2 separate regions of the Homo sapiens genome follow, and region 1 is linked to region 2. A link is an interaction called in ENCODE POLR2A ChIA-PET data of the cell type or tissue named here. Cell type or tissue: K562. All regions are shown on one strand. Links, peaks and the distances in the headings refer to the core of each region. The heading gives the core; the rest is flanking DNA.

Region 1 (15,033 bases), core at 5,146-7,645, 170 kb before region 2:
ATCTTTATGACACCAGCTTTGGTGACCCACTGGGGAATGGCTGTAGACAGGCGAGGTTGGAAGAGCAAGCACTTGGCCAGGAGCCTAACTCTAGCTCTGCTCTGATCTCTGAGCCACTGCATTCGCCAGTCCTCTCTGAAGCCCAGTCTCTTCGTTTGTGAAATAAGAGAGTTGAACTCCATCAGTGAACTTCTCGGTTGCTTTTTAGCAGTAAAATCTTTCATTCAATTAGGTACTAAGTGGAGCCCAAAATACGAAAGAGGTCAAAGGAGCTTTATTTTGGGGGAGGAGTGGGATTCAGGCCATCATTCCCTTGGGAACCTCTGAAGCATAATTTTCCAATTCCCTGGAGCTCCGATCTCTGACGACATGCTTCAAGTTCTAGATACCCATATTGGGTCCTTTTTTCCCCCAAAGCAATGTCCCCTGGAATGGCCCAAAGCTCCTGGTGCAAGTCCTATAAATCCTATTCAAGGAGCACTACGAGGAGGCTGCCCAAACCCTGGCTCTGAGTTCTGAGGAGTCCTGGGTGCCTGGTGCCAATGAGGCAGGGGGTTAGGGCTGGGCACACAGTGAGCCTCTTTCAGCTCGCCTGTGTCTTCCACTTGCTGTCCTGGCTGGGGAGGAGGACATGGTGAGCCCCAAGCACTTGGGTTGATCCCTGTTCCAGTGTTAGGAACCTGTACAGGGGTAGCAGCCATCCAGCTGGTGGAGGCAGAAATTTGCTTCCACACCAGCGGGGCCTTTGACATCTTGGTTTTACCCTTTCCTTGTTTTGGAATAGTAAGAATGCCTCTGCCTGACCAGGCCCTTGGAATTGGCAGTTCTTCCACAGCCATCCTCCCGGAGACTCCACCCTAAGGGGAAGAGAAAAATGAGGTTCAGAGAGATCAAGCAACCTGCCTGGGGTCATGTGGCTAAAACTGTGGTGAGACCAGTCCTTGAATCCCAAATCCAGGGCTTCGCCTGCTAGTGCTGAGGTCCTCTTAGGCAAGGGGAGACATGCCCTGGAGAAGACAGCCCCCTGCCCTGACAGAGTCCATACTCTAGGGTGGGAGGTAGGGGGTATCCTCAGGGCCAAGTCAAACTCCTATATGTTCCCTCAACATCCAGTGCGTTCCCCTGCATACAGCAGGTGCTAAATTATTGTGATAATCATGCTTTGGAGTTAGAACTGAAACGAGCTTACAACCTGAGATGCCTTGGACTCTGCTTGGTGTTTTAGTTTCCTCCTCCATAAAATGGGGATAATAATGCTGAACTTCCTGGCCTGGCTGTGACTGGGAAAGGGGCATTGTGAACGGTAAAACAGCCTCGCTTTGACTGCAGGCCCATGACAGTACCGCATAGTAGAAATTGTACTCCCCATTTTATGGAGGAGGAAACTGTTAGTTGGAGAGTGAAACCCAGGTCTAGGGCCAAAGCTCATGCTCCTTCCACTGCACTCTGCTGCTTCCTATTACGGTCCCTGCGCCCAGCATGGTGTTTTTCAGTTTTGTTTTTGTTTTCATTCTAAGTCCCCAAGTGAGACAGGGCGAGATGGAAATGAAGCCCACAGGACCCCTCCCCTGCAGCTGCGAATAGCTTGGGCCCTGGGAAGAACGGGCTGGGTGTGTGCTCTGGGCGTGGAGATGCCCCTTTCTGCCAGCATGTGGAAGTGACATGGATTCCTCGGCATTTCCTCTGTGTGGGGGTGGGCAGTGGTGGTTCATGGAGTCCCCTTTCCCCCAGGATGGATGCTGATTGTCTCTGAAGACTTCACTGGGGTTCACTTTCTGTTCCATGGCCACCCTTGGGTCTGAAGCCTGTCTCCTCCCCAGTACAGGCATGTGGGTGCCCTGGCCACCCACAGCAGGACTGTAGCCTTGGATAGACAGAAGTCCAGGAGTCAAGAGGCTGGGTTTGACCCCAAGGACAGCTGGCTCCTGTGGGGAGACCTTCTCTGGCCCCCAGAAGGAGTCAGCTCAGCCTTAGCCAGGGAAGTGGCCCAAGGGCAGGCCCAGGCCTTGGGTCCCCTGATGTCTGCAGCTGCTCCCAGGACCACCCCATGAGATAGAGGCTACTGAGCCCCGAAGAGACCTGTGGGGCCGCGGCGGGGTGGTATTTTCTCAGCACGATTTATGTGAATGTGCGTGTGTGTGAGTGAGTGTTTAACAAGGAGTGGGGCCTGCTCGACTTCTGAGCCTGGAATTTATACAGCCCCTCGTTGGCGGCTGCAGTTTATCTTGAGCAAAAGAATAATAAACTCAGTTGACAGAATGATGTATTCAAAGCATCTTCCCGTCACAGCACACAGCCCTGCCCGCTGTTAGGATGTCTGCTGTGGTGGGGACCGTGTTATCGAGTGTTTAGCCCCCACGATTGTCAACAACGCATTGTTTGCAGGCTTGGGGCAAGGCAGAGATGGGCCGGGGCTGGGGTGAGAATGGAGAGGGGGGTCTGGCCACACGGACGAAAGGACTGCTGCCCAGATGGGGTCAAAGAGGCGTCTGCCTTTGATGGAAGCCCAGGCTCCATCTGAGGCCCAGCCCCCTCTGGCTGTCCTGAGTCTTCCTTTCCCTGCCTGGGAGAAAATCCTCTCTGTTCACCTCCAAGCTGGTCCTAGTCTAGTACCAGAGGTAAAGGCACACACCTGGGTGTCACTGCACTCCACAGTATGGGAAAACCTCCCCTACTCTTCATTTCTCGTGTTTTTCTTAGCCAAGCAAAGAAATTAGCATCAAACTTCAGCGTCAAAAAATATGCAGACTTGCTAAGCCTCGGAAAGGGTGAGGGAAAGCTGACAACCTAAGAGCTTCATGAGAGAGCTCTAGCCCAGTTCCTTGTGCCTCTGCTGGGCAACCTTAGGCCTCAGAACCTTTTTTCCTCCCCATGTAGGAGGGGAGTCACAATGCTTATCTATCTATTTGATAAGCTACACTGTTGCCACACATTAAGGGTTTGTTATAAGGATGAAATAAGATGAGGATCAGGCAAACACTCTAAAAACTTGGAAGCTGGAGATAAATTCAAATTATAATTTTTTTTTTCAAAGCTCCCTTCAACTTCAGGCAGGAGTGCCCTGGCTTTGCCTCAGCCACTGTGCTTCTTCCTCAGCCTTCAGAATGGGGAAGTCCTGTCTCTTGTCTAATCTCGAGCTCTCTCATTTCAGTTCTAGTTGTTCCTTTAGAACCCTTCATGCATATGTTCCAGTTCTGATCCTCTCTCAGGATCTCCTCTTTTCTGGCTTAATGGTCCTTCTGGCTCACAGGCTGGGCCCTCCTGCCATCCCAGCTCCAGGATCCTCACTTTCAAGAGGAGCGAGTCGCTTCTAGTCCTGTTCTAGAAAGCAAGGTGGCTCTCCTGGGCCCCACAGACAGAAGCCCCATGAGGCCTGCAGGGGCAGTGGCGGGGACAAGAAGGGAAGGAAAGCCCCATGCACCAAGTACTGACCAAGCAGCTGCTCCATCCCAGGGTCAATTTGGAACCCCATCTAATTCTCTTAATCATCGGTATTATCCCCATTTTACAGATTTGGAAACTGAGACTGGAGAAAATTCAGTCTCTTTCCCTCAGGAAGGTGGCAGAAGGAACTCAAGCCCAGAAGGTGTGGCTGGCTCTTGAGTTAAACGTGACCCCTATTCTTAAAGGAAAGCAGGAAAAAAACCCACCCTGAGGCTGTGGGGCTCTGGGTCAGACAGCTGGGCAGGTGGGGTCAAGGCCACTGGAAGAACCAAGGGGAGTCAGGGATGTGGGAGGGCGTGGGAGTGAGGAGGGGTGTGGTGGGAGCAAAGGCCTGGAGGCTGGACCAGGCCCCAGGGCAGAAATTTGGAGAGGAGCTCAGATCTGAGCACAACACATGCGTGTCAGTGTGTTGGGCAACATGGGCTGCGTAAGGCAGCCAACGGTCTCCTTTGATCCCAGACAGGACTCAGCCATTTATTTATTCACTCACTCTTTCACTTGTTCACCCTTCACTCCATCCTTTATTTGCCCAGGGAGTCAGGCCCCTCGGAGTCTAATGGGAAAGACAGGCCTAACATCAGGTCAGGGCCCCTGTGGTTCCCAATCACCCATCCATCCATCCATCCATCCATCCATCCATCCATCCGTCCATCCCCCACGTATTGAGTGCATCCTGAGCTCTAGAGAGGAGAGAGCCTGTCCTCATCTCTAGGTACTCTTGGTCCACTGAGGGGAACAGAGAAGTAAACAGACATCTGTAAACCACATGCTTCTGTGTTCATTGAGGCAACCACTATTTGAGAGCCCTCCATGAAAGGTGTCAGGACCAGGGAGATGAAGAGGGCACACTCCTGCCTGTGGTGCACTCAGGCTGGTTGAGGACACGAAGAAAGAGTACGAATACTCCAGCTTCAATGCACAGACAGCTGTGAAAACTGGTGAGCAAGAAGCAGAAGGGGAGCATTGACAGTCCCCAGAGGGAAATGATCGTGCCTTTGAATTTTCATTTATTCATTCGTTGATTCCACCATTCATCTGCTACTGAGCATCTTCTGTATGCTGGGCATTGCTGGGAACAGCATGAGGGCCCATGGGGGAGGCAGTGTTTCTGATGGGCAGACCACTCTTTTGGCCCCTTTTGTGGAGACAGGCCAAGCTTGAGGTAGAGACTGCAGTTGTGGGGGACAGGCAGCCACAGATCCTTCCCATTTGAACGGGGCAGTGGTTAGCAGCTGGAGGGCATTTGAGGTGCAGCCTGGGGCAAGTAGAGGAAAGCCAGACCCTTTGGGAGGCTTCCCAGGGCCAGACCACACGAGGCAGGCAGAAGGAGGTCCACAAGGGCAAGGGAGGCGCCAGAATGGGAGGGCTGTGTCTCAGATATAGTAGGAAGACCCAAGTTCAGTCCACAGACAAACTTGAGGGATCCTAGTGTCCCACTCATTAGAACAGGGAGCCTCATTGTCAGGACTTTCTGGAGCCTTGATTTGCACATGTCCTCCCCACCCTGGGGTAGATGTGTGTGCCTATTTGCATAAAGCATGTTCCTACCCAAATTCATCTCAGGCATTGTGACTTATATCTTTGCTTTCTCTCCTCACAGCTGGCTGTCCCCATGCCTTCTGCTCCCGCTTCTGGAAGGGAAGACAGGGCAGGGACCATGTCCAGCTGCAGAAAATCCCAGTGTTTTTCTGTGGCATTGCCTGGTAAAGGCTGAACGTGGCTTTCGTGAGAGCTAATCTGCCTGCCCAACCAGATTGTGCTGTGGCTAAAATTGCTGTGAGCTCGACAGTGCCTGAAGACTGGAGAAAACTGAGCCATGTCTTGGATGCTCTTGCGGGGCCTAGGGGAGTGCCAGGCCAGAAGGAGAACTGCCTGTGGACTCTCAGTAGGAAAGCAGCTAACGAGGTGATGAGTGAGTGTCGCCTGGAAGTCTGGGGGCCATTCCATGTGGGTCACATCGCCTGACCAGAGGGTTGGGTGCCTGGACAGGGCTGAGCTTGGGACTCCTTCCAGGGCCTGGCCTCAGCTGCTGGGCCTGCCGAGCATGCCCCACAAGCACCCACGCACACATACAAGTATGGAGGCAGAGTGGAAGTTTGACTTTTGCAGATCTCGTACAGCCTGGAGTAGAGAAGAGAATTGGGAACTCTCAATGTTGTGTGACCCTAGGCAAGTCCCTTCCCTGCCTTGTGCCTCAGTTTCCCTTTACATACCATGAGGATGTTCCCAGTGTTGGTGTTTTAATGCCTGCAGACAAGCTAAGCTCATCATCTGGTTCCCGGAAGAGATCCTCCTTTTGTGGAAAGGCCACAGCCACTCTGCCACCCTGAGGCTCCCACTCCTCCTTCTCTGGAACCCTCTCCCTTGCCTGTAGGTCACGGGAATGTCAAGAGCACCCAGGGAAGTGCCTGCTGCCAGTCATCACTCACTGATTATGTGACAGCAGAGGAGCCAAGAAGCTGCTGGGAATCGAGACACCCCCCCATTCAGTCCCCACCATCTCTGTCTTCATGAGGTTCCCTGGGAGAAGCTCCTATGTCTGGGAATGGAAATGTCTCCACCTGGATAGGGACAAACAGGAGCTGGGGGCTGCATCTTAAGACTTCTTGTCCCATTAGTGCTGACCTCTGGAGACGGCTCCTGAATTGTGCCCACTCCCCCACCTCCTCACCACACACATGCTCTGGGCCGTGCGAGGCTCAGCTTGTCACGGACAAGCTAAAATGAGGTGGCCTGAATGCCCCTTATCATAGACAGCTTATCTCCTGTGGTCACTCACCTGACAGACTCCAGAGAGCCACTCAGCGGGCCTCTCCCAGCCGCCTGCTTCTCAGCTCTGACTCTCCCTTGCCTTAAGGGGACACTGGATTCCAGTGACCCTCCTATTGGTCAGAGTTGGGCTGAGCACAGAGAAGGGGTAGAATGCTCCTGGGAACTCGGAAAGCTCTGGGATGCCAGCTTTTCCCACATGTTCTCACTCACCCCTCTGTAATACAGATTCTGCAGCCCTGCCCCCCACACACACACTCCTACACCTCTGCTCTCAAAGTGAAGAAGTAGGCTAATATCTGTGGTACATTTATTTACCTACTCCCTGAGACTGCAGCTCCCTTAGTCAGTGTTGTGTCCTCCACTCAGGCTGGGGCTCCCTGAGGATGGGGCTGTGTCTCCCCTCAGACTGGGGTTCCCCAAGGACAGGGCTGTGTCTCTCCTTAGGCTGGGGTCCCTGAGGGTGGGGCTGTGTCTCCCTGCAGATTGGGGCTCCCTGAGGATGGGGCTGTGTCTCCCTGAAGACTGGGGCTCCCTGAGGACAGGGCTGTGTCTCCCCTCAGGCTGGGGCTCCTTGAGGATGGGACACTTTAAAGAAGAGAAATTGACAGGTTGACCCTGGGGGATCTTTGGGTCAATAAAACATTCTATAGACCCTCAGTGGTCAGACTAGGATGATACCTTGATGATAGGTGGTTTTTTTGTTTGCTTGTGTGTGTGTGGTTTTGTTTTGTTGTTGTTTTGTCGTGTTTTGTTTTGCTGCTGTAGGTTTTTTAAAATCTGGAGGTTTGGTTGTTCATGAAGATAGGATGAAAAAGAAAGGAAAAAAGGAGGAAGGGAGATAAAGAAGGATGGAAGGAAGGAAGAGAGTGAGTGAGGGTTGGAAGAAGCAAAAGAAAGAAGAGAAAGGGAAAGACACAGAAAGAACGGTGAGAGAGAAAGCTCACAATCTGTTTTTCTTTTACATCTCCTGCAGGGGAGTTTACTTGTTTTAAATCCTCTTATCTCCAACACTTGTTTCTCCACTGGTTGCCGTGTCTGTGGAGCGAGGCTGGTTTTTCTCTCAGCGACAACAGAATGCCAGGCTCCATAGCCGGCCTGGGCGCAGGAGGAGGAAGGGTTCACACTGACGGCCCCGGGGGCCTCTCCAGGCCCTTTCCCATCCATCCTCTCCTCAGTGGCAGCTCTCACCTGGCCCTAGACCCTCATGACCCAGAACAGGGGACATGGCTGTCCAGCTTGTGTGGTAGGCTCTGGCCAGCTCGGTCTCCTTCCAGCCTTCCTCTCCCCAAGACCCCTCTCCTCAAGAGCCTGCCCGAAGCCCTGGTGGACGTGGGCCCAGCCAGAGGCCTCCCTGCCTTCACCTCAGCTCCCGCCACTTCCCCTCCTGTGTGGGGGCCTCCCCTGGGGCCACCTCTTCCCAGAGCTTCTCTTGATGCCCTGCTCCCCCGACTCCCTTGTTCATGCGTCCATCCTTTCAACACATATTTTCGTGTCCCTGAGACGTGCCAGGCCTAAGACATAAAGGGCCTAGGGACCTCAGTGTCCAGTGGAGGAAACCAGATGTCGACAGTCAATTAAGCCCCTTTCAGGCGAGTTTCAACTTACCCTGGTCTAACAATAATATCTAACACTGACTGCAGGGGTTATGATGTACCAGGCACCATTCTAAGTGTTTCACGTGGAGTAACTTATTTCATTCTCCAAACAGCTCTAGCAGGTAGGGCTGTTACCCTCCCGCCTCGCAGAGGGTGGCACCTGGGCATGGAGCCGTTCATAACTTCTGAGGGTCAGACCTGAATACAAACCCAGATGGTCTGGGCCAGGGGCTGAACTCTTAAACCCAGTGCTGCTCACCTCATAGCCTAGCGACTGGGGTGTTTCTCTACGCCCCCTCAGGCCCACCCCCTGCCCCTTGCCCCACCAGAGGGCCCCGGACAGTCTTGCTGCACACCAGCTCCCTGCCCGGGCGGAGCTGGCCATCTTGGAGAGAAGTGACTTGGATTCCCGCCCTGCCTATCCCAGCGCTCTTGAGCGTGGCCTGATGCCTGTGGCCCCTCTCTCTATGGAGACTGGGCATCTCCCAGGCCAGACTGGCAGCCTCTGGCAGGCAGGGCCCGAAACCTCCTCAGCATTGGGCACTGAATGGGTCCAGCACCCGACTCCTGGAGCTGGCAGCTCCCAGACCAGGAGGGGAAGTGGGCGCTGGGGGTTGGCAGGCGGCCAACGCTAGGGGAGGCCTGAGCAGGGTTATGCCTGTAATAACCATGAACCAGGAGGGAGCTGCCAACCCCCAAGGCCTCCCCTGCCCCCTCTGAGGAAATTTTTCTTCAGTCAAGCAAATATCCTGCTGGTCAGTCTCAAGCCTCAGTTTCCTCAAGGCCCAGAGAGGCTAGTAAGAAACAGCCCTCATCTCAGGGATTGTTTGGGGATTTGACCCTGATGGGCCTTGGAAGCTCAAGTTATGCCCCTCCCTAGGGGTCCTAAGCACGGCTCAGAAGTGATGGGAGATGTCTAAGATCTGAGACATAGGAAGGCAGGAAGAAGCTGAATATATAGAAAGAAAGTAATTAGGGACAAATATGGTGCATTTGCACACTCAGTGTATGTTGAGCACCTATGGTGTGCCTGGCACTGTGCTGGCCCTGGGTGTACAATGTCAGGCATAGCACGGCCCCAGCCTTCCAAGAGCTCCCAAAGCTGGTTGTAGCCCATATGTCCCAAAATCCAAGTGGGGAAGGGGAAGCTGGGGTGGAATGACATGTTCCCAGGTCAGCTCAGGTCACAGCAGAGGCAGGGCCAGATGACGAGGCCTGTGTCCCAGGCCTTAGGCCCCTGATGCCCTCATCTCCTGGCCCAGAGCACCAGGACCACAGCATCTAGTCCCTATCCAAGTCTGAATAATAACCACAGATGTGAGAGCCAGCCCTGAAGTTAACCAGGGAGGGAGGCACCTCTCGGGAGACAGTTCAGGTCTGACGTTTATGTCTGAGGCTGACAGGTCTGACCTGTGCCTTTCTGACTCTACTCAGCAAGAGCAAGCATTGGTGAGATGAGTGCTCCTCGGGCACCAGTTCTGGTCTTCATTGTGTTGGGACCACGATTCAGGGTCTTACGGGGACAGGGGATGGAGGGAGCTTCACCATGGAGGCTCCTCACACCTCATGAGCCTCCCCTATCGGCCTCAAAGCCCTTCTGTGGCAGGTAGGAAAGGGAGAAACTTCCGGAGCCGATGCCAAAGCTGATGGTCTCCCCTGTCCCGGGGCCAAACAGCCTGAAGAGGAAGAGACAGAGCTGGGAAAAGGTGGGACCAGCTAGGGTGAGACCTTCTCAGACCAAGATCATCCTGTCTCTCTGGTTGCCAAGATCTAACAGGCCACCCCTGAGCCCAGGGCTCCCTCTCAGGCCTGCAGCCCTGCCCCTGGAGTGTGTGTGGATGTAGGTGCTTATATGCATGAACATCTGCCTGCCCATTCACCCCTCCGTGTGTGTGTGTATGTGTGTGTGTGTGTGTGTGTGTGTGTGTGTGTGTTTGTGCATATGCCTGTGTAGGTTTGTGAATGTGGAGGCCCAGGAACTTGAGGACTTGGCCTCCTTTTCCTTCCAAAACCACAAAGCTTCTGGCCGGCCCCAAGCCTTGGTTTCCTCAAGGCCCAGAGAAGCGGATGAGAAACAGACCCAACTAAGCTGCCTGTGGGCACGGGTGGCCCAAGCGTGGGAACCCGTTGGCCTGAGGGCCCTTCTCCTGGGATCTGGATGGCCTGGCACCAGCCAAGGGCCTCTCTGGGCCTTTCCTGTCATGGATGCAGGAAGGGATTCATGAGGCCAGAGCTGCCAGGCTGACCCCAAGATGATGAAGGTGAGCCCCTCAGCTGGGAATGCTGCCCACTCGACCTTGCCATTGCTGTGCCTCTGGAGGGAGGCCAGAGCCACTGAGTTTCCCTCAGTGGATGAAAAAGCCAAGTGGTTGAGAGGAACTGCACCCCACTCCTCTCCACAAAGGAGTCAGACTCCCTGACCCATGCAGCTTAGAGGGTGCACTGGAGTGAAGGAGGCAAAGGGGTTTGTGCTCTCTTCACAGCTTCTACCCGTTTCTGAGTCACATCCATAGATCTCCTGCATCATAGTCAGCTGTGATGGTGGTGGTGGTAGTTGGGGTTATAAAGAACACAGATGCCTGGGATTGCCCCTCACCCTCCCTGCTAGAAAGCCCGACTGAGCTGGCCTGGGGTGAGTTAGGAAATCTGCATTTTAAACAAGGGCTTCAGGTGACTTAGAGAGACACAAGCATAGCAAAGTACAATGTTTTAAGGAGATCCGATTTGGGAGACCGGGGTTTTAATCTCTGCTCAACTTTTTCCCATTCTTAAAATGAGGTTAATAATAGGACTTCGTAGAGATAATGTCACAACATAGATGCTCAATGCATGGTAGAAACAATAACAGCAATGATAATGACAGCAGCTGGCCATTACCAAGCAGTGTCTGTGCCAAGCCTCTCTGTCATTATAGGACTCACATCCAGGAGGCCAGGCTGGGGTACTGAGTGCAGGGCCCCAGCTCTGCTGTCTCCTCCCTTGTAAATGGCAGACAGGAAGTTCCCCTCCTCTTGTTATGGCCCCACAGCTGTCCTTATTCAATTAAATCAGGAGTCCCAGAAGCCCTTGCTCTCATGGGAGATGCAGCGCAGAGCCCCTAGGAGCCAGACCTGGTTTTCTCCGGGCTAATTGGCTAATCATCTGCCGCCTTGATAGCTGGAGGTCTAGACATGACTGGTCCTGGGCCTGGGCCCTCACCCTGCCCATCTCCCTCGCCTGGCTGGCCCCAAGCCTTGCCAGCTCAGAGCCAGGAAGGATTAACATGCAGGCTGGATTTGCTCACCTCATTCCTTATCGAGACCCTGTCCTCTGACACAGGAGGGCAGATGTTTTCTTTCTGCAGACAAAGAACCCTGGGAGCTCTGGACCGGAGGAGGGAGGGAGGTAGATGGCAGCAAGAGGAGAGAGGCAGCCAGGCTCTCCCTCTATCCTCACCTGCCTAGTCTCATCCATCCTCCTTCCCCAGGAATGTAGCCATGGACTCAAACCATTTCAGCTCACCCTAGAGCCCCCTGTGAGAGTGGGCCCACAAATAGCCATGTTTTACAGACAGGAAACTTCAGTGAGGGCTGGTGGCTGACCCAACCAGCAAGTGAGATGGAGCCAGGCCTCAAACACATGTCTCCATACACCATTTACACCTCATCTCTCACCAGTGGGGTGAAGGCAGAGAAAGAGCTTCCGGAGGGTCCTGGGCAGGGGTCCCACTGGCAGAGGAGTCAGAGAGCACAGGCTGCATTAGGTCCCACAGGGAAGAAGAGGCAAGGAGGGGGACACAGGTGAGAAAGAGCTGGGCCTACTCAGGGAGTTGACGCTGATGAGGAGGGATGGTTTGGGCCACAGAGGACGTCAGAGACATCAGCACTAGGCCACAGAGGCCTCAGGAAAGATGAGAAAAGTGAAGACTCAGCCCAGAGAAGAGAAGGTCAAATCTCTTTGTGAATTAAATGTTATTATATTTCCAGTCTTGTGAGGTCAGTATTATTATTCCTATTCTACAGGTGAGAACACCAAAGCCTATAATATCTCTGGAACTTGCCCAAGTACATGCAGCTAGCAATGGGCAGAGCAGCGATCAGCCTGCCCCACACCCAGTCTATCCACCCCTACCCCCAAACTGCTGCATGCAGGAGTCAGCTAGGAATCCCGACTCACCCCAACCCCACCAGCCCTCACCTTCCACACTGCCCATGCCCATGCCAGGAGCTGTTCAACCCCACCCCCTCCAGGAAGCCTCTTGACCAGCCCACCCTAGTTGCCTCTGTCAGACTCCCAGACCAGGCCTTGGGTGTGCCAATATGCAGGCTTCTGGGTCCTAGTCTACTTGAGTAGCTGCATGGGCTCTAGGCTCACACAGCCCTAGCTTTGAAATCTAGCTCTCAGTTATGCGTGTTGGATCATCTGTGCCTCAGTTTCCTCATCTGTAAAATGGGACTAATAATGGCACTTACTTCAAAGTACAGTAAAGATTTAAAGAGATACCACAGGTGCAGGATTCACCCAGCGAGGAGTAAAGTGAGGTTCGGAAAAGGTGTGTGCCTTCCCCAGCATCACAGAGTGTACTAGCAGCAGTTAGAACTGGTACTTTCTAGCTGAGAGATGAGGAAAGAGGCCCACATTAGAGGCTGCTCCAGATCTCCAGACCAGTGGTCCAGTGCTCCTACTCCTTAGTCATGAAATCACCAGGTCTTCATGGTTGTGAGTGCTCAGAGCCAGGCCCTGGGAAGGCCGGAGAGTGACAGCTTCCAGACCAGAGACTCTGCTGCCCACTCTTCCAGCCCTCATGCTCCCTCTGGGGCTGCCTCTGCCTCACCCTGGTGGTCTGTCTGGGGTGTGGGGCTGTTTGCAACAGGCGCCTATTGTCTGATGGCCTGAGTGCACCTGTAGTGTGCCTCGTCCCAGCCTGGTGAGTCAGCTTTTGGCAGGCCATGGGGCAGCCACTCCACATCATCTTAAGCCTGAAAGAGGACCTTTCTTTTCGTTTTTCTCCTCCTTCCTCTCTCTGCTCTCCATGAAGTGGTCATCTCCGCAGGGCAGCAGGGAATATCATTCTCTGCCAGGATTTCTTGAGTCTGCTTGGCCAGGAGACAGGGTGGGGCCTAGGAAACAAAGAGAGGGCGGCCTAGGTCTGGCCAAAGCCCTTGGGCTACTTTAGGGCAATGCTTGTGGCCTCAGGCTCCCCACTGTCAGTGGGGGTACATAAATCAGAACAAGTACAGCAACACTTTACTTATCGAGAGCCCATATACTTGACAACCTCTACCATCTGGACTCAGAACTGAGATCAAAAAACTATTGAGCAGACTAAGGGTACACCTGACAATTGTCTGACAAGTGTCTGACAAATAAATGTTAGAGCTTCACTCATCAATTTTTCCCCTACCTAAATCAGAGCCTATCTACTTCAACCTTACACAGTATTCTAGCAGGCTTGGTTATATAATCCGCATATGTACTAAAAGAATAAAAGGCTGTTAAGGTTATTCGTATTGACAGCAACAAGGCTGACAGCAAACAGGTGGCAAAGACACAATGATAAAAAGTAGATCTGAGAACTAAAAAATTAAAGCAATCTCAAGTTATTTGGGGTAGAAGCAAAGCAGATGACATACCCCAGTTCTTAGGGGAATCACTGTTTCACTTCCAGAAGGGGATATTTATAATGGGGTCCTGAGTCTTCAATGGAAAATGGAATTATGGGCAATTTCTGTTTAAGAAGGTTTGAAAGTATATGATGTATTTTTAATAGGACTTTCAAAGAACATGATTTTGTTTTTCTGTATGTTTTTGACATTTAAAGAATTAAGCACATTAAGAGTTAATAATGGCAGACTAAGTGATTTAGACCAATGCTCCCACTGAGGACAACTAGAACAGCTGAACAAAATATTCTAAAAGTCCACTTGAAGGCATCAGAGAACTAATTGCTGGGCCATGACTAAGACCTAGAGAGGTATGAGTGGCATTTAAGGCCATTTCCCTCCTGAGGGTGTGTGCTCTTTTAGGGGGGGTCAGTTGGGAGTCCAAGACGCTGAACAACTCTTTTGACAGCATTGTGGGACTAAGAGGACATGGATTGAAGTTCCCAGCTTGCCAATGGATTGAAGTTCCCAGCTTGCCAAGAGGTGGAACTTAATGAACTTCCTCTCTTTAAGCAGGGACCCCAAAAGGGCTACACCCTAGGAGTTATGGGTGAACCACTCACTCAATCCTCAAAACTGAAGTAGGAGATCCTGTATTATTACTGTCCTAGGCACCTGGCTGACACGAATGTGAATCCTTTCTGAAGGAAGATAACCTCATTCTAGGCTTCATTTTATTTTTACAAATGATGGTATAAATACAGTGTCCAACACATAATCAAAAATAACCATATACATAAGAAGTCAGATAACACACTATTAAAAACATCAGAAATAATAGACAACAGAAACAGACCCATAGAGGCCACATGTTTTAGAGTAATCAGCAAAGATTTAAAGAAACTATGCTTACTAGGTTCAAGGAGATTGTTGTGGTTACTATTGCTGCATAACAAATTACCCCCCAGAACTTAATGGTGTAAACAACAATTTTGTTTACTCATAATTTGCTGGGTCAGAAATTGAGGAAGGACTTGACTGGGCAGTTCTCACTCACAGTCTCTCATGCAGTTGCTGTCAGATATCAGCTAGGGCTAGATATCCAAGAGAGCTTCCTTATGTGTCTGGCAGTTGGTGCCAGTTGTTGGTTATGAGCTCAGCTAATGTTGTTAACCAGAGCACCTATACGTGACCTCTTTCACATAGCAGCCTCAGGGTAGTTGGATGCCTTACATGGCAGCTGGCTTCTCCCAGAGTGAGTATCCCAAAAGAGCCAGGCAGAAGATGCATGACTTTTTCTGACCTAGCCTCAGAAGTCACACAACATCATTTCTTCCGAGTTCTGTTAGGCACAGGAAGTGACTAAAGCTTCAAGGGGAATAAATTCAAGGGGAGGGATAAGAGGCCCTCCTACCTCTCAATAGGAGTACTGAAAAATTTGCAGCCAAATTTTAAAACTTCCACAGAGGTAAAAGAATTAAGCTTCTATAGTTAAGAAAATTCCAGTAGATTGGTGATCTCTTCTGAACAATGAGATGGTCTATACTCTATCCCAATGAACTGCCTATCAGCCTTCTGCCCCAGGAAGATCTCACAAGCCTGGCTGAGCCAGGTCACATAAACATCTTCACAACACAATG
Region 2 (15,033 bases), core at 4,734-7,233:
CAGTGGCACTGCAGCGCGGTTAGGCAGCCCAGCGTCACCGTTTCCCAGGCCTGGGACCTTAGACAAGTTACCCCACCTCTCTGAGCTTTGGTTCCTGTGCCTGTAGCACAGGGCGAAACCCAGTGATGCTGACAGAACCTACCTCATGAGGCCGCTGGGAAGATAAGATTATACTGGGCACATAAAATGCTTAGGACTGGGCTAGGAAGTGTTTAGTGAATGTGATCACTGCTGCTGTAAGCCCCTGACAGCACCCACAGTATCTGAAGGGCACAAAGCCTCTAGTAGATGGTCAGAAATAGAGTCCAGGGATGGCATCAAATAGTTGTTTACTTTCCCCATCAAATCAACCTTCGTCCAAGTCAGATAAGCCCCAGGGGTCCCCCCAGGGGTCTCCATGCAGAGCCTAGGCTCTCCATCAGGCAGCCTGATCCCAATTCCCTGGGTCTGGGCGTCACCGGACAGCCTTCAGGGTAAAATGCAGATCATACTAGTGGGCCTTCTCTTGATGATATTGATCTCTTAGTAACTTACTGTGCCAACATATTCTTACCAAAGACCCCCTCGAAACAAGGGGAGAACCACCTGTCTACAAGAAGAGTTGCTCAGGTGTCTCCCATCCTAAAATCCTTATGTCGACCTCCAGTTACAGCCCATCTCTCTCCTTCCCTTCTCAGCCAAGCTTCTTGCAGAAGTCACCTGCACTTCCCCCTTCTCACCCCACCACAGGCTGCCTGACCCCACTGCTTCACCAGTGATGGCCTGTAGCCACTCCACCTGTCCCTCCACAGGCCTCACTTCATCTGTTGAGGTTGACCACTTCCTCTTGGAACATCACCTCCCTGGCTTCCAGGACTCCACTTCCCCAGTCCTCCTCCCATCTCCTTGACTGTCTTCTTGACTCCCCACCCAGCTTCTTCCTGCCCACCTGCCTCCTAAACATCGGCTTCTCCAGCGCTCCACCCTGGCTTACTGCGCCTCTCTCCCCAGCCTCTCGTTGGGTGACCTCATGATTAGAAGCACCGTGCATTTCTGAAGCCTCTCAAGTCTCTCTCCCTCTATTCTCACCCCCGACCTTATGTTTGGTGTACCGTACTGTCAACAAAACACTTGCAACTAAACAAGCAGAAAAGAATTCCCTGCCTTCTCCTCTCTCCCCTCCTAAGATCCTGAACTCCATAAAGAGCCCCATCCATTCCACCAAGTCAGAGCCCTAGAAGGTACCCTCACCTCCATCCACCTCCAAACTTTCACCAGATCCTGCCTATTCCACCTCAGGGGAAGTTTATCAATTGAGTAGCCCAACAGGTTTAAGACTGCAGGTGCAGGGAGGCATGGATGCGCTTTATTTCTTGGACATGGCTCAGAGGAGGGGCAGCTCCAGAGCACAAGGGCAGGGCGAGAGGCAGCACAGGCCAGCAGGAGAGAAAGCCCTGTAGCCCAGATCACACACAGTCTCACCAGACCCCCAGCTGTGCATTGGCTGCTGCAGGCATCTCCCCTCCCTGCCTCAGCCCAGGCCTCCACCAGTCAGCAGCTGAGCTGGCCCAGCTCCCCTCCACAGGAACAGCCTGCAGCTTGCCCTGTGCTCACCCCCAACCCCCTACCCCATTCTCCTTCACTATGAAGTTCCTCTGAATACAAAGCCCACCTCTCAATAACCTATCCCAAGATAATTTGATAGTGCTAACTTGAATTTCTGAACTCCCTGCCCTGTTTCCCAGCATGGTCCTTTCTCTATGCCAAGCTACTTCTACCTACTAAATAGCTATTTTCCCTCAAATCTTTCTTAACTCCTGTCCTCCATCCCTGCCTTGCCTTACCAGAGTATTATGTTGTTTTGTTTTGTTTTCCTTTTTTTTTTTTTTTTTTTGAGACGAAGTCTTGCTCTGTCACCCAGGCTGGAGTGCAGTGGCACGATCTCAGCTCACTCAACCTCCGCCTCCCGGGTTTAAGCGATTCTCCTGTGTCAGCCTCCCGAGTAGCCGGGATTACAGGTGCATGCCACCACGCCCAGCTAATTTTCGTATTTTTGGTAGAGATAGTTTCGCCACGCTGGCCAGACTGGTCTCAAACTCCTGACCTCAGATGATCTACCCGCCTCGGCCTCCCAAAGTGCAGGAATTACAGGCGTGAGCCACCGCGCCTGGCCATCTCTTGAATTTACTGAATTCCCTGCTCCCTTCCTGGTCCTTCATACCAACCCTTTTAGAGGGGTTCTTTGCACAGCAGCTGAGTGATCTTAATAAATGTCCATCTGGGATGGGGAGCCACTGGCCAGTTAAAGCAGGGCAGTGACAGGGTTAAAGTCCCAGCACCTAGTGCAACCTATGTAGCCTTCCCTGGCCTGGCCCGTCAGCTACCTCAGCCCCACTGCAACCCTCTAGGTACCTCAAACAGCTGGCAGGTCCCGGCACATCCCACCCGGCATCACACCTCTGGTTTTGGCTGGGATGAAAGGGTATTCCCACTTCAGCCTGTCACTTGACTAACTCTGACTGTCCAGCTTCCAGGCTCTGGGCATCTCCTCAGGAAGCCTTTCTGACCCTCCTGGGTCAGTGTTGCCACAGCACATGGGCTCCTGTCACCTGCTGCAGGAGGCAGAAACTGCTCATGGATCTGTCTCCCTTCTGAGAGCTTCTCCAGGGCAAGATCCATATTTTGCCCATCTGGGCACACACAGTAAATGTTTGCATCAGTCAGCGTCCAAGCAGGCAACAAGGGGCCACTTGAATTGGGATAATGTGAGGAGAATTTAACAAAGGGACTGTTTACAAAGGTGTGGACCAGTACAGTGGGTGCTGTAGTGCCCTGACGCCAAGGCCCCAAGAGTGTAGAGCACTGCCTGAGGGGCTGTGACATATGACTGAAGAGTGTGGTCAGCCCTGCAGGAATGGGAGCCCGCTGATGCAGTCCATACAGGTCAGCCTCCTGGGGCACAGGGCAGGGTGGAAAAGGGTGAGAGGGACCCCGAGGGACAGATTAAGATGTCCAACCCAGGGCTCAACCAATGTCAATTGAACAGAACTTCACTGATGAGACACCCTGAGCAGGGTTCCACAGACCGACCACTTCTCCAAGGAGAAAACAACATTCCAGGCCAAAGATGTGCCAAGGCTCACCTGTGGGGTCAGCATGGCTTATGCCGGTGTAAAGGCAGCAACAGTACCGACAGGGTTGGAGAAGCAATGAGCAAAGTCGAGGTCTCCAAGTGGGACAAACCCCCGCCTCCAGGTTGAGAGCACCAAGTGAGCAGAGTTCCTCCGCCAGGCTGCAAGGGACTTCCTTAGCTTGGGTTTTCCAGATGAGGAACTGGGTCTGGAGGTGAGTGGTGGCCCTTTGTGGGGATGGGGAAGAACCCACACTCTTTCTTCACTTGATAACTCACTCAGCAAACATTAGGAACCCACTTGAAAATGGGTGTTAACAGCTCCAGGGTGAGCCAAGACCCAGGAAGCCCCCAGTTGGCTAAGTGCAGAGAATGAAGACTGGCCCATTTCCTTGGCAGAGTAGATGACCAAGCTGTGGAGTGACAGGAAACAGTGGTGTTAAATAAGGCCAGGAGCCAACCTCCAGCAGGAAGCACTGACCTCAGCTTGGGCCGGAAGGTGCTGACCTAAGAGGCAACTGGAAGTAACTACAAGTATCCACAATGGTCATCCAACAGATGCTTCCGGAAAACTATTTTAATAGCTGAGGGAAGGCACATTACCAAGAAATATTTCCACCACAGGTCAGTGCAGCAGAAAAAGCAGAAGAAATGTGGTCAGGTGGTCCTGACTTCAAATCTCAGCCTGCCACTTGACTACAAGTCCCTTAACTCTTCTCAGCCTGGGTTTTCTCACACATAAATCAGATACAATAATCACACGGCATCATTGTGAAGACTTGGAAGAGAATATGCAAAGTGTCCAGCACAAAACTGGCATAAAGCAAGCCCTCAATAAATTGGTTTCTCTTGTCTGTTCCTACTACCATATGCCACAGACCAAGGCTGAAAGAGATGTGGTTTCTACCTCGGTGGGCAGCCAGATTGTCGCAAGAAGTTGGCAGCATGCCAAGACCAGGTCAGAGCCCTGGATTGAAATGTGAAGTTCCAGAAGGAAAAGGAACAGCACTGCTGCTGTAGGAGAATGGACAGGACTTCGTAAAAAACAAAAATGAGGCTAGGCGCGGTGGCTCACGCCTGTAATCCTAGCACTTTGGGAGGCCAAGGCAGGTGGATCACCTGAGGTCTGGAGTTTGAGAGCAGCATGACCAACATGGAGAAACCCCGTCTCTACTAAAAATACAAAATTAGCCAGGTGTGGTGGCGCATGCCTGTAATCCCAGCTACTCGGGAGGCTGAGGCAGGGGAATCACTTGAACCCGGGAGGTGGAGGTTGTGGTGAGCCGAGATCGTGCCACTGCACTCCAGCCTGGGCAACAAGAGTGAAACTCCGTCTCCAAAAAAAAAAGAAAAGAGAAAAGTAGGACAAACCCAAAAGTGACTCCAAAGTTGTAAGATTTGTAAGGCAGGAAGGTTGCTGGTGCCACTGCTAAGACAGTCCTGAGAGGTAAGGGCAGAGGCAGAAACCAAAGCTCTGAGAAATGTGACCAGCTAAAGTGACCTGAGATGCGAGCCAGTGGCTGAGCCCAAGCTAAAGCTTTGGCCTCAACCCCCCACCCAGAGCACTGCACATGCAATCATGTGGACCAGTTCTCCCCACCTCACTCTGTGAGCCAAATGGCCCCAATCCTCCGATGGCCTTGACTGCTGGCCTCAACCCTTCAGTAAACTGCAGCCTTTCTACATTTTCCAACACCTACTCCAGCTTTAGGGCCCAAATCATGGCAATCAGCAGATAAACAGTGATCAAGTGCATATCTCCATGGATTGCAATGTGGCTTCATTCCTGTAATTCTACACCACTATTTATGAACCATTGGCTCACTATGACTCCCAGATGCTCTCTGTCCTCCTTATACACAACAGGTCCCACCTAGTCTCACCCTTAAGACTGTCAACCCTTGGGGCCAGGGAGTTCTTTGTTGTGCGGGCAGTCCTGCACATTGTAGCATGGCCAGCAGCATCCCTGGACTCTACCCACTAGATGCTGCCCCCAGTTGTGACAACCAACACTATCTCCAGACATTGCCAAATGTCCCCAGCTGAGAACCACTGCCTTATCTCTTGTACAGCCTTTTTTTTCCCCCTAAACATGAAGAGTAAAAATACGTGCCAGCTTAAGCAGTTATAGACATCATAGAATATCTTAAACTGGAGTCATAAACTGGAGTTTAATGGGGAAACAGAAAACACTGGGCATCTGGCCAGTGTGGGTGAAGCCCTTGGGATAAGGATCTATGTGGAGACAGGCAACTCTGTCCACCATGGGTCCTTGTAGACACTCCATAATGTCTTAATTTTTACCAACCCCTATACTAGATGTCTATATGCAGACTCCTAAATTGAGAATACAAATTTTAACTTTTCAGCTCTCATATTTTTGTGCATCTACTAAGCATCAGCGATAGAACTATGAACAAGACAGAGACTGCTCCTGAGCCCATGGGCTTGCCCAGTTTCAAAGTGCTGTAAGAAGTGCTATGCTGAGGACCAACAGGGCTCAGCCTGGGCCCCACAGAGGAAGGAGAACACTGGCCCAACTCTACCACTTACTTACTGTTTCCTATCTTTAAAACAGGGACACCAGCCCTACCTACTACTCAGAGTTGTCACCAAGGCCTGGAGTCACAGAAGTTCTAGGCTGGAAGAAACTTTCTAGGACTAAAAGGTGAAGGCACTGCAAACTGGAAAGTGCTGCATAGAGGTAGAGGTCTGCCAGGGGGGTTCAGAAATCACATGGATCCCAGTGAGGAAGCACCTACTCAGAAGAAAAAGCAGTGAGGTGGGCTCTGAAGCTTTCAGACCCAGTGAGGAATGCAGGGGTCGGAGAGGTTTCAGACCACAGCTCACAAACATCCTGCCTCCCTCTGACCCATCAGCACCACATACTCCAACCACCTGGTCCACATGCCTTGGGAAGTCCTGCTCCTCAGCGCAGCTGAAATTCTCTCAACTCCTCACAAGCAATGCTGCTTCCTGCCCCTCAGGCGGGACAGGTATGGCCCCATTCAAAAGTATTTTTCGGGCCAGGCATGGTGGCTCACGCCTGTAATCCCAGCATTTTGGGAGGCCAAGGTAGGCAGATCACTTGAGATCAGGAGTTTGAGACCAGCCTGACCAACATGTTGAAACCCCATCTCAGCCAGGCACGGTGGCTCACGCCTGTAATCCCAGCACTTTGGGAGGCCGAGGCGGGTGGATCACAAGGTCAGGAGATCGAGACCATCCTGGCTAACACGGTGAAACCCCGTCTCTACTAAAAAAACACAAAAAATTAGCTGGGCGTGGTGACGAGCACCTGTAGTCCCAGCTACTCAGGAGGCTGAGGCAGGAGAATGGTGTGAACCTGGGAGGCGGAGCTTGCAGTGAGCCAAGATAGTGCCACTGCACTCCAGCCTGGGCGAAAGAGCAAAACTCCATCTCAAAAAAAAAAAAAAGAAACCCCATCTCTACTAATAACACAAAAATTAGCTGGGCATGGTGGTGGGCGCCTGTAATCCCAACTACTTGGGAGGCTGAGGCAGGAGAATCACTTGAACCTGGGAGGTGGAGGTTACAGTGACCTAAGATCACGCCATTGCACTCCAGCCTGGGCAACAGAGTGAAACGGTGTCTTATGTCACAGTTAGATGCAGTGAAAAGAGCTGGACTGGGCATGAGAAAACTCAAGTTCTAGTCCCAAATCTGTTACTCTCATATGTGAAATGTGGTTGGCTCCTCAGCTCCCCAAGTCGACATGGTCATCATGAATGGTCTAAACCACAATGGTGGGAATCCACTTCAGCTTTGTTTTGAAATAAACTGTTCTGAAGCTATAGGTGAGTTAACTCCAACAAAGCCTTGCCCTCAATTATGGGGACCCAGCCTGGAGAAACAAAATCCAGAGATAACCTTGAAACCTAATTTCAGACAAGGATTTCATCCTTCTTTACCTGCAAACCTTTTACCAGACCTGGCAGTGTAACTGATGAGTTAATGCAGTTGGTTGACAGGATGCTAGTAGACACACGGACAAATGAAAGCCCTGCTCCCTGACCCATGTGTACCTGCCTCTTTGCAGACATCAGCCATGGCCAGCCAGGAAGGGCGCTGGGTTAGCCTGTGGGGATGGGGCAGCACAGCCCACTCCCTGCCTGGGAAACCCACTGGAGGCCAGGTATAGTATCCCTTGAGAAGGCCAGCACCCAAAGGTCTCTCTTTCTCTCCTCTTCCTGTGCTGGGCAGCCCCCTGAGAAGTGGTGCCAATCAACAGGGAGCTCAGTGGGGAGCAGGGAGAGCAGCTGTGATCACACACTGGATCATCAGTCAAGATCGGCCAAGAACTGTCTCTACTGAGCATGTAAACACTTGGCCTCAAATCAGTTGCCAATCAAGGTTTCATAATATCCAAAGGTATCACAATTATTCAAGAGTTCTTGTGAAACTACCAAAATAAAATAAGTTTAATTTTCATTTAAAAAATGCCTGCAGCATGTCTTATGAAACAGCCTGCCATAATATCAAGCAAATGACAACAGATTACTGTTCCCAAATCTAGCTGGGAATCACCATCTTTATACTGAAAGTTGAGAAGCAAACTCATCACCACTTTCAGCCCAGGAAGCCCAAATAATTCAGAAAATTACTAATATTTGGCAAAATAATTCAGCAAGAAGGTGTCGAAAATGCTGGAAAGAACTTAATTGTGATCCGTTACCATTCTCCCGGTGGGAAAGAATGAAACAGAAGTCCCATGATTTTAAGTATGAATTACAAAATTAGAGGAAGAAAAGACATGCAGCTGCTGGTACAGATTCGAATTTCAGTTAAGCATTTGAGTCCAGTATCATACAATTTTTGTCAAAAACAAGATTTCTCAGCCACTGAGAAAGAAAATGAAAGACCATGAGAAGAGGCCAAGAAAGGCAATGAGAGGCCCGAGCAAGGACACTGAGGAGGCTGCGCACGGGGAGGTTGGAGCGGAACGGCCTTGGGCTCCCACCTGCACAGTAGGATCTCACCCCCGGATTGACCCCGGCCCTGGCCCTCCTCCACACTCTTGACACAGGAGGAGGCACGCCTCCAGTGAATTCTGCCTCACGGTGGCTGCTGCCCTCCTAAGTGCAAGGCTGGGCTTGAGAATTTCAGGGGAGAAACTCAGTAGTGAGTGCTTCTCCTCAGCTGCAGCAGCTGGTACTTAGTGGCTCTTAATTTCCCTGCTTTCTGTGCTACTTCCCAAAGGCACACAGAAAGCGGACTGGACATCTGTGCCAGAGATGACTAGCTTCAGGAGTGCCGATGGTGGCAAGGCCTCTCTGCACATGCTTTGGTCAGGTCCCCCTCACCTCATCAACAGCCAAGAGCACATCCCTCAATGTGGCTGGTCCTTAGGAGTCACACCCACTGGCCAGAGGTCCTGAGCACCAAGCCCTCAAGCAATAAGCTCCCAACTCCTCCAGAGGCTGTGGCTAGTTAGCAGCAGGGTTCCATCTGGAACCCAGGTCTCTGACTACAGTAACTAACCTAGAGCTCTTTCCTCACATTTCTTCAGCAGTTATCTAGCAGAGGGAGTAGGATCATGAGCGGAGCTAGCCACTTCAGCAAAGAAAGTGTGATGAAGTCCATGAACCCAGAGAATAAAGCCCTTTGGCCTGTCAGGGGCAGATTCTTAAGGGCACAGAAGGGGAAAAACAACAAAAGCAAGTTTATATTCACAGGGAAACATAATCTGTGATTATAAATATTTTATGGGCAAAGAAAGCAGCACTGGCTGAGAGACTGGGGTGGAGAGGGTGGACAGCAAATTAGATTCCAGCCTGCAAAGTGATAGGGCAGCTGGAAAAGCAGCAAAGCCGAGGCTATTCTGGGCTGTGCTGCGAGGGCCTGCGTCACAGGCCCTGGCCACAGTCTTTGTTGAAACCACAGCCTTCCAGCGGTCAGCACAGAACACCTTGGGGAGAGGGTTTAAGTCCATGAAGACCAGAGGAGGGGACAGCGAGGACAGAGGAGAGTCATCTGAATGACTCTGGTGAACCTCAACAGCAGGGAGGCAGGTGAGGGGAGGCAGCACCCTGCAAGCACGTGAAAGGAAGACACTTCCTGCTGACTAAGGGCAGAGGAAGAAGTGAGGCTGACCCCAGAAAGCAAGCCACCTGAGAAGCCAGAAGGCAGCTTGGGTCAAGCTGCCCCAGTGAGAGCAAAGGTCCAGCCCTTGAGCAAGTGGTGCCAGGCTAAGAACAATTCCACCCTCCCTTTGCCTCAGGCCAGGGTTCTCTACCTCCCACAGCCTTTAGGAAGTAGCACAGAAAGCAGGGACATTCAGAACCTGCTGAGCACCAGCTCCTGCCACTGGAGAGAACCACCACTGGCAAAGCAGGCCCTGGTTTCGATGATTCCTCCTCCTTGGCCACATCCAACCACTGCAGCAGAGCATGTCCTTCCAGAGGGCCAGAAGGAAAGGATATTAGCTCCTAAAATACCCAGAGTACCTTGAATCAGGCTTAGTCAGAGGAGCCCTGGGGAGCGATGTGCTCCTCCAATGGAAGATGTAAAACTAAGAGCCTCTGCCTCATTGCAGTCAACGTTCAGTGGGCAACGGACTCCAAGGTGTGCCCACAGAACTCAGGAAAATCAGAACATCAGCCTCTAGAATCACAGCTAGTAAGAATCAGGTCAAGATGGAGTAGACTCATCAATTACGAAAGGAAGACCCAATGATGTTGTGGGAGGACCCTGGGTTGGAAGTCACAGGATCCAGCTCTGAGACCAGCTTTACCACTTCATAACTGTAGAACCTTGAGAAATCACCTCTTACCTCTGAAACTCAGTGTCCTCAGTGTTATTCCAATTTAAGAGATTTATATCCAGCTACCTACTCGACATCTCTTCAATGTCTCAAAGGCACCTCCATTCAGCTTGCCCACAACTGCTCTTCCTCCCTAATCCTCCAGCCTAGCTCCAAGTTCAACACAACCAACCATCCAGGCATAGAAGCCGGAAACCTCAGACCCATCCCTGGCCTTTCCCCATTAGTATTCCCCATTACTAACCCATTACCAAGTCAACTCCACCTCCTAAAGATGCCCACTGCCCTCCACCACCATCCTGGTCCATATTATCACCTCGCATATAGTCTATTGCAAAGCACACACTCACCCATTCTGGCCTCCCTGAGGAGCTCTCTGCAGAGCAAATCTAACCATGTCTCCCCTCCCACCAGCTTTATCCCACTTGCTAAATTACTCTCCAACAACATCCCAGTGCCCCCAGTATGAGGAAAATCTTCCGAGGGCTCGTAAGGCCCCACTCCTCTTTTGGCTTCAACCCACACCATGTTCCCTCTTGTGGCTCCAGCCACACTGGCTTTTTCTTCTAGACCTGGCATTTATCCCATTCCCTCCTGTCACAGGGTTTGTGCACATGCCCTTCCTTCTACCAGCAACATCTCCTCCTCTTCTCTCACCTAGCTAATGCCTATTCATTTATTTCACTGTGAGTGAAGTGCACTAAAGTATACAGCTCAGTAAGTATTTACAGATGTCTATCTTCATGGAACTCCCACACAGATCTAGATTTAGAACATTCCTGAGACCCAGAAGTTTCCCTCTTTCCCCTTTCCAGTCTACACCTTCCCTACCCACCAGGTAACCACTACTGACTTCTATCACTGTACCTATTCGGACTGCAGCTGATGCAATCCTTCCTCAGGGAGCTGCCTCTGATCCCATTGAAAAACTCTTAGCTCCTTTATCACAGACCCTTGCTACACTTGGGACTTTGCACTTGTTTGAGGAATTGATTCATGTTAGTTTCCCCTGGGACTCTATAAGCTCCAGGAAGGCAGGGGCCGCACCTGCTTTTACTCACCTTTGTTTTCTCAGTGCTGACCCATGCAGTCGTGACAATAGGAAATAGCTAATTCCTATTTCTAAAAGTATCTATTGAGTGTTTTGTGTTTTTTTTTTTTTTTAAAGAGACAGGTCTTGCCATGTTGCTAAGGCTGGATTCAACTCTTGGGCTCAAGTGCTCCTCCTAATTCAGCTTCCTGAGGAGCTGAGACTACAAGCATGGGCCACCATGCCCAACCTGAGTGCTTATTATTGCCAGGTTATCATTCTAAGCACTTACAGGTACAAACTCATTTAATCTTCACATCAATTCTATCAAGAAGGACCATTATTACATCCCCCTTTTACAGGTAAGGAAACTGAGCCACAGAAAAGTAAAATAATTTGCCTACAGTCATTAAGTGGTAGAGTCAGGATTCAAACCCTTACAGTCTGGCTACAAGAGCCTGTGTTCCTAACTATTATCCTACTCTGACTCTCAGAAGCCACTGTGATTAGTTACTCATTTAATGAGTTAACTACCTAAGGTATTCTAAATAAATAAATAAAAAAGGGCCGGGCATAGTGGGTCACACCTGTAATCCCAGCACTTTGGGAAGCCCAGGCAGGTGGATCACAAGGTCAGGAGTTCAAGAACAGCCTAACCAACATGGTGAAACCCTGTCTCTACTAAAAATACAAAAATTAGCCGGGTGTGGTGCTGCATACCTGTAATCCCAGCTACTCAGGAGGCTGAGGCAGGAGAATTGCTTGAACCCGGGAGGCGGAGGTTGCAGTGAGCCAAGATCGTGCCACTGCACTCCAGCCTGGGTGACAGAGCGAGACTCCGTCTCAAAAACGAAAAAAAAAAAAAAAAAAAGAATTTACAAATAAGTTGATGAGGTTCCACTAAAGAAACTAAGGGAGCCTCTAAATCTTCCCATGCAGACCAACAGATGAACGAAAGATAACTGTCACTGAATCACCTGCACAGGCCCAAGATTATGTCATCTGCAAAATTTAAGAATGTATCCATTTCTCCAGCAGTCCAGGAAGGAAGCTCTGCTACTGGGCACAGAGGAGTGTTCCGGCAGACTATCGAGAATAAAGAAAGGATTACTGTCTGGGCTTTACTGCTGCCTAAAAGAAATGTTCACTAGATTAAATCAGCCTCTCTGCTCTTATTCCATGCTAACCCGGTCATCTTTATAACCATTTAAAGCCTCAAGCCCACTAATACAGGAAGAGGATATTTTGGATGAGAAAAATAAAAACAAATATCTTTTGGTTAGAGCCATGGTACATTTATAAATTGGCATTTGGTGTGTACCTCAGTTTTCCAGGGCCTGACAGTCCTGGATGAACTTATAGGGTCCAAACCAGAAAAGCAAGGGCTCAGACCCTGGCACCAAGGCTGCTCCATGTAAAGAATGCTACCCCGTGTGGCCAGACTCGGGTAAGCCACCTTTCAACTGCTTCAGTGTAATTTATTTTCCCACATCCCAGAAAGCTCTGGAAAAACACATAAATGAATACATTTATTCTCTCACAGGATACTACACTGTTACCCAGTGTGAAGGGAGCAGCCATGTGGCTCCCAAGCTCCCTTAGCAAAAGGGTGGTTCTCAGAACTGCTCCATTCACGAGTCCTGCAACCAGAGGCCTGGGCTCAACTCACACAAAGTTCTGAGCAATGGCCAGCACCTTGGAATACTCGCCTTCCCGCTTGCGCAGGCTGGTGGGGATGGGTGTCTTAATTCGTGTCCCCACAGGGTTCCCGTTGTCCTCAATGAGGACCACGTTGTTGGAGTCGAATCTGGGGGTCATTCGGGGGCCAGGCATGCAGTGCCCCACAATGAGCGCCTTTTTCTTCTGTCCCTTGATGGCCAGTAGTATCTGGTCGCCCACCTTGCCCACTCCATTCTTCTTATAGACATGGATGCAGCGAGGAGCCCGATGGTATGGGCTGTTCCCCAGGGCACTGTTGTCCACCACTCGTACCCGCGTCATCTTCTGAATCGCACTCAGACTCCCAGTGGTGCTGGTGGGAGGAAAAAAAAAAGTCTGCAGTCTGTATCTCTTATGGTCAGGGTGCACAGGCCTCTGAGAGGTCAAGGCTAGGGAGAATGTACATGTCAGCAACACACACAGAGCAGAGTGCTGTCCAGGAGCAGCAACAGAAAGTCAGGACTTTGTGAAGACTTATCTGTACCCACAACAGTTTCCTCACAATTGAGAGCTTCTGCTGTTGTGTCAAGGTCTCAATTTGGATGGGTTTTAAAGAGAACCCAATTTTTCTGTGACAATGAACTTCACAGCAGCCATAACTTAAAGCCTTTGCTTTCCAAAAGGACTCTAAGGACTTAAAGGAATCCCTTATGGGCTAGGCCTCACCCACTGCCTATCCTGAAAAACCTGCTTCCCCAGAATACACCATTCCCTAATTTTCTTTTTTTTTGAGACGGAGTCTCGCTCTGTCGCCCAGGCTAGAGTGCGGTGGCGCCATCTCAGCTCACTGCAAGCTCCACCTCCCGGGTTCACACCATTCTCCTGCCTCAGCCTCCCAAGTAGCTAGGAATACATGCGCCTGCTGCCATGCCCAGCTAATTTTTTGTATTTTTTAGTAGAGACAGGGTTTCACCGTGTTAGCCAGGATGGTCTCGATCTCCTGACCTCATGATCCGCCCGCCTCGGCCTCCCAAAGGGCTGAGATTACAGGCGTGAGCCACCGCGCCCGGTCCCCTAATTTTCTTATTTACATGTTGCTGGGAACTAGAAGATATGGGTAAGTTTACTAAGGGAATTCTCTGACACAACATACCAGAAACTGGTAATAAGTCAAGGTAACAATCTTCTGTTTTAATACATTTTTTCTCATTAGAAAAAAAAATTTTAGAGAGTACTTATTGAAGGCAGACAAGGTATTATTAAGCAAGCTGATTACAGTGGGATTCCTATTTTCCTGATGCTAGCACCTGATGCTGGTGTTTCCGCAGGGTAATCCTAGGACCTCTTCTCTCGTTTTTTATGCCTACTCTGGGCAATCTTACCCATTAGCATTGCTGCCAACTAGTAAATTCCATCTCCAGCCCCGCCTCTCTTCTATATTCTAGTTCTATATATTTCCACTCTCCTCAACTCCCTACAACATGCTCTATAGATACTGCAAACTCAGTAGGTCCCAAACTCATCTCACTGCCTCCCCTTGCAAACCTCCGCCTGCTGCTACACTTATCTAGACGATGGCTTCTCCAGCAGTACCAGAAGCCAAGCCATAAACCTCTCTCCACCAACATGAACTGGCCACCAAGTCCTGTTAATATCACCCCCTAAGCACCTATGTCCTTTCTCTCCAATCCCGCCAACAACTTCCTTCATTTAGCAGCTCACTCTCCTACACCAAGACTGTGACATTAGTGTCCTAGTTGGTTCCCATTGCACTTCACTTTGCCAACAAAGAGCTCTCTTTAGAATATAAAAGTGATGCTACTCCCCACCATCTACACTGTCAACAACCTTGTCCCAATTTACCTACCTTCTAAGGCTACACATCCTACCACTCTGGGCAGGAGAACCAGGAACCACTTCCCCAAGCACACCCTGCCTCCCAATTCTCCCTGGAGGCCTAGACAGGATCTGCCCCCATCTCCCTTTTGAGAAGACTGCCTCCACTCTTTCTCCTCCTCTTCCTCCACTAGCAGCTCCTATATGACGCCTTCCAAAGCACTGTACAATCCTCTATTATAATATTCTATCACATTTTCTTAGAGTTACTTATTTTCAAGTTTGCTCCTGTGGCTGACAGTGAGAATTCTTTCAGGACAGAAAGCAACTCTCTTTCATCTCTGTATGGCCAACCCCAGGTGCGGTGCTCAGGAAATGCCTGTGGGATGAGGGCATGACGGGGCCAGGAGGCATGTCTGCCAACAAGCGTGCCTCCTGTGCTCTCCTGGCTTAGCATCTACAAGGAGGGGAGGGTGTCACACTTCTATCATGCTCAAGTTCTTGGTAATAAGCATGTATTATTTTTGTAATTAAAAAAATTCCGTTTTTAAAAGGATTTTAATGCTCTAGGGGAATGATAGGGTTGAGAGATGTCAGATTCACTGTAAGAGTCTT

Evidence for each region. Peaks named below come from ENCODE experiments on the same cell type or tissue, not always from the same donor. Only the 100,000 strongest peaks of a DNase experiment are listed, where the experiment ranks them.
Region 1: POLR2A ChIA-PET joins it to region 2 with 17 read pairs; 2 of 35 experiments call an interaction of 5 or more read pairs at or near these places.

Annotation. Positions count from the first base shown.
Region 1 is chr6:43,931,320-43,946,352 of GRCh38, forward strand. It overlaps LINC01512 (long intergenic non-protein coding RNA 1512), which reads left to right. Exons shown (of 2, transcript NR_024478.1): 2 at 5,045-6,888. Among named protein-coding and RNA genes, the nearest start is that of LINC01512, 48 kb to the left of the region's middle. RefSeq lists an enhancer at 12,657-13,182. In K562, for the core only: no CTCF peak of the experiment used is centred there; a DNase peak (open chromatin) is centred at 6,252.
Region 2 is chr6:44,101,255-44,116,287 of GRCh38, forward strand. MRPL14 (mitochondrial ribosomal protein L14) reads right to left here. Exons shown (of 3, transcript NM_032111.4): 3 at 12,197-12,955. The coding sequence ends at 12,589. Among named protein-coding and RNA genes, the nearest start is that of MRPL14, 19 kb to the right of the region's middle. RefSeq lists enhancers at 940-1,489, 1,490-2,038, 3,141-3,310, 5,153-5,322, 6,160-6,659 and 1 more. In K562, for the core only: no CTCF peak of the experiment used is centred there; no DNase peak of the experiment used is centred there.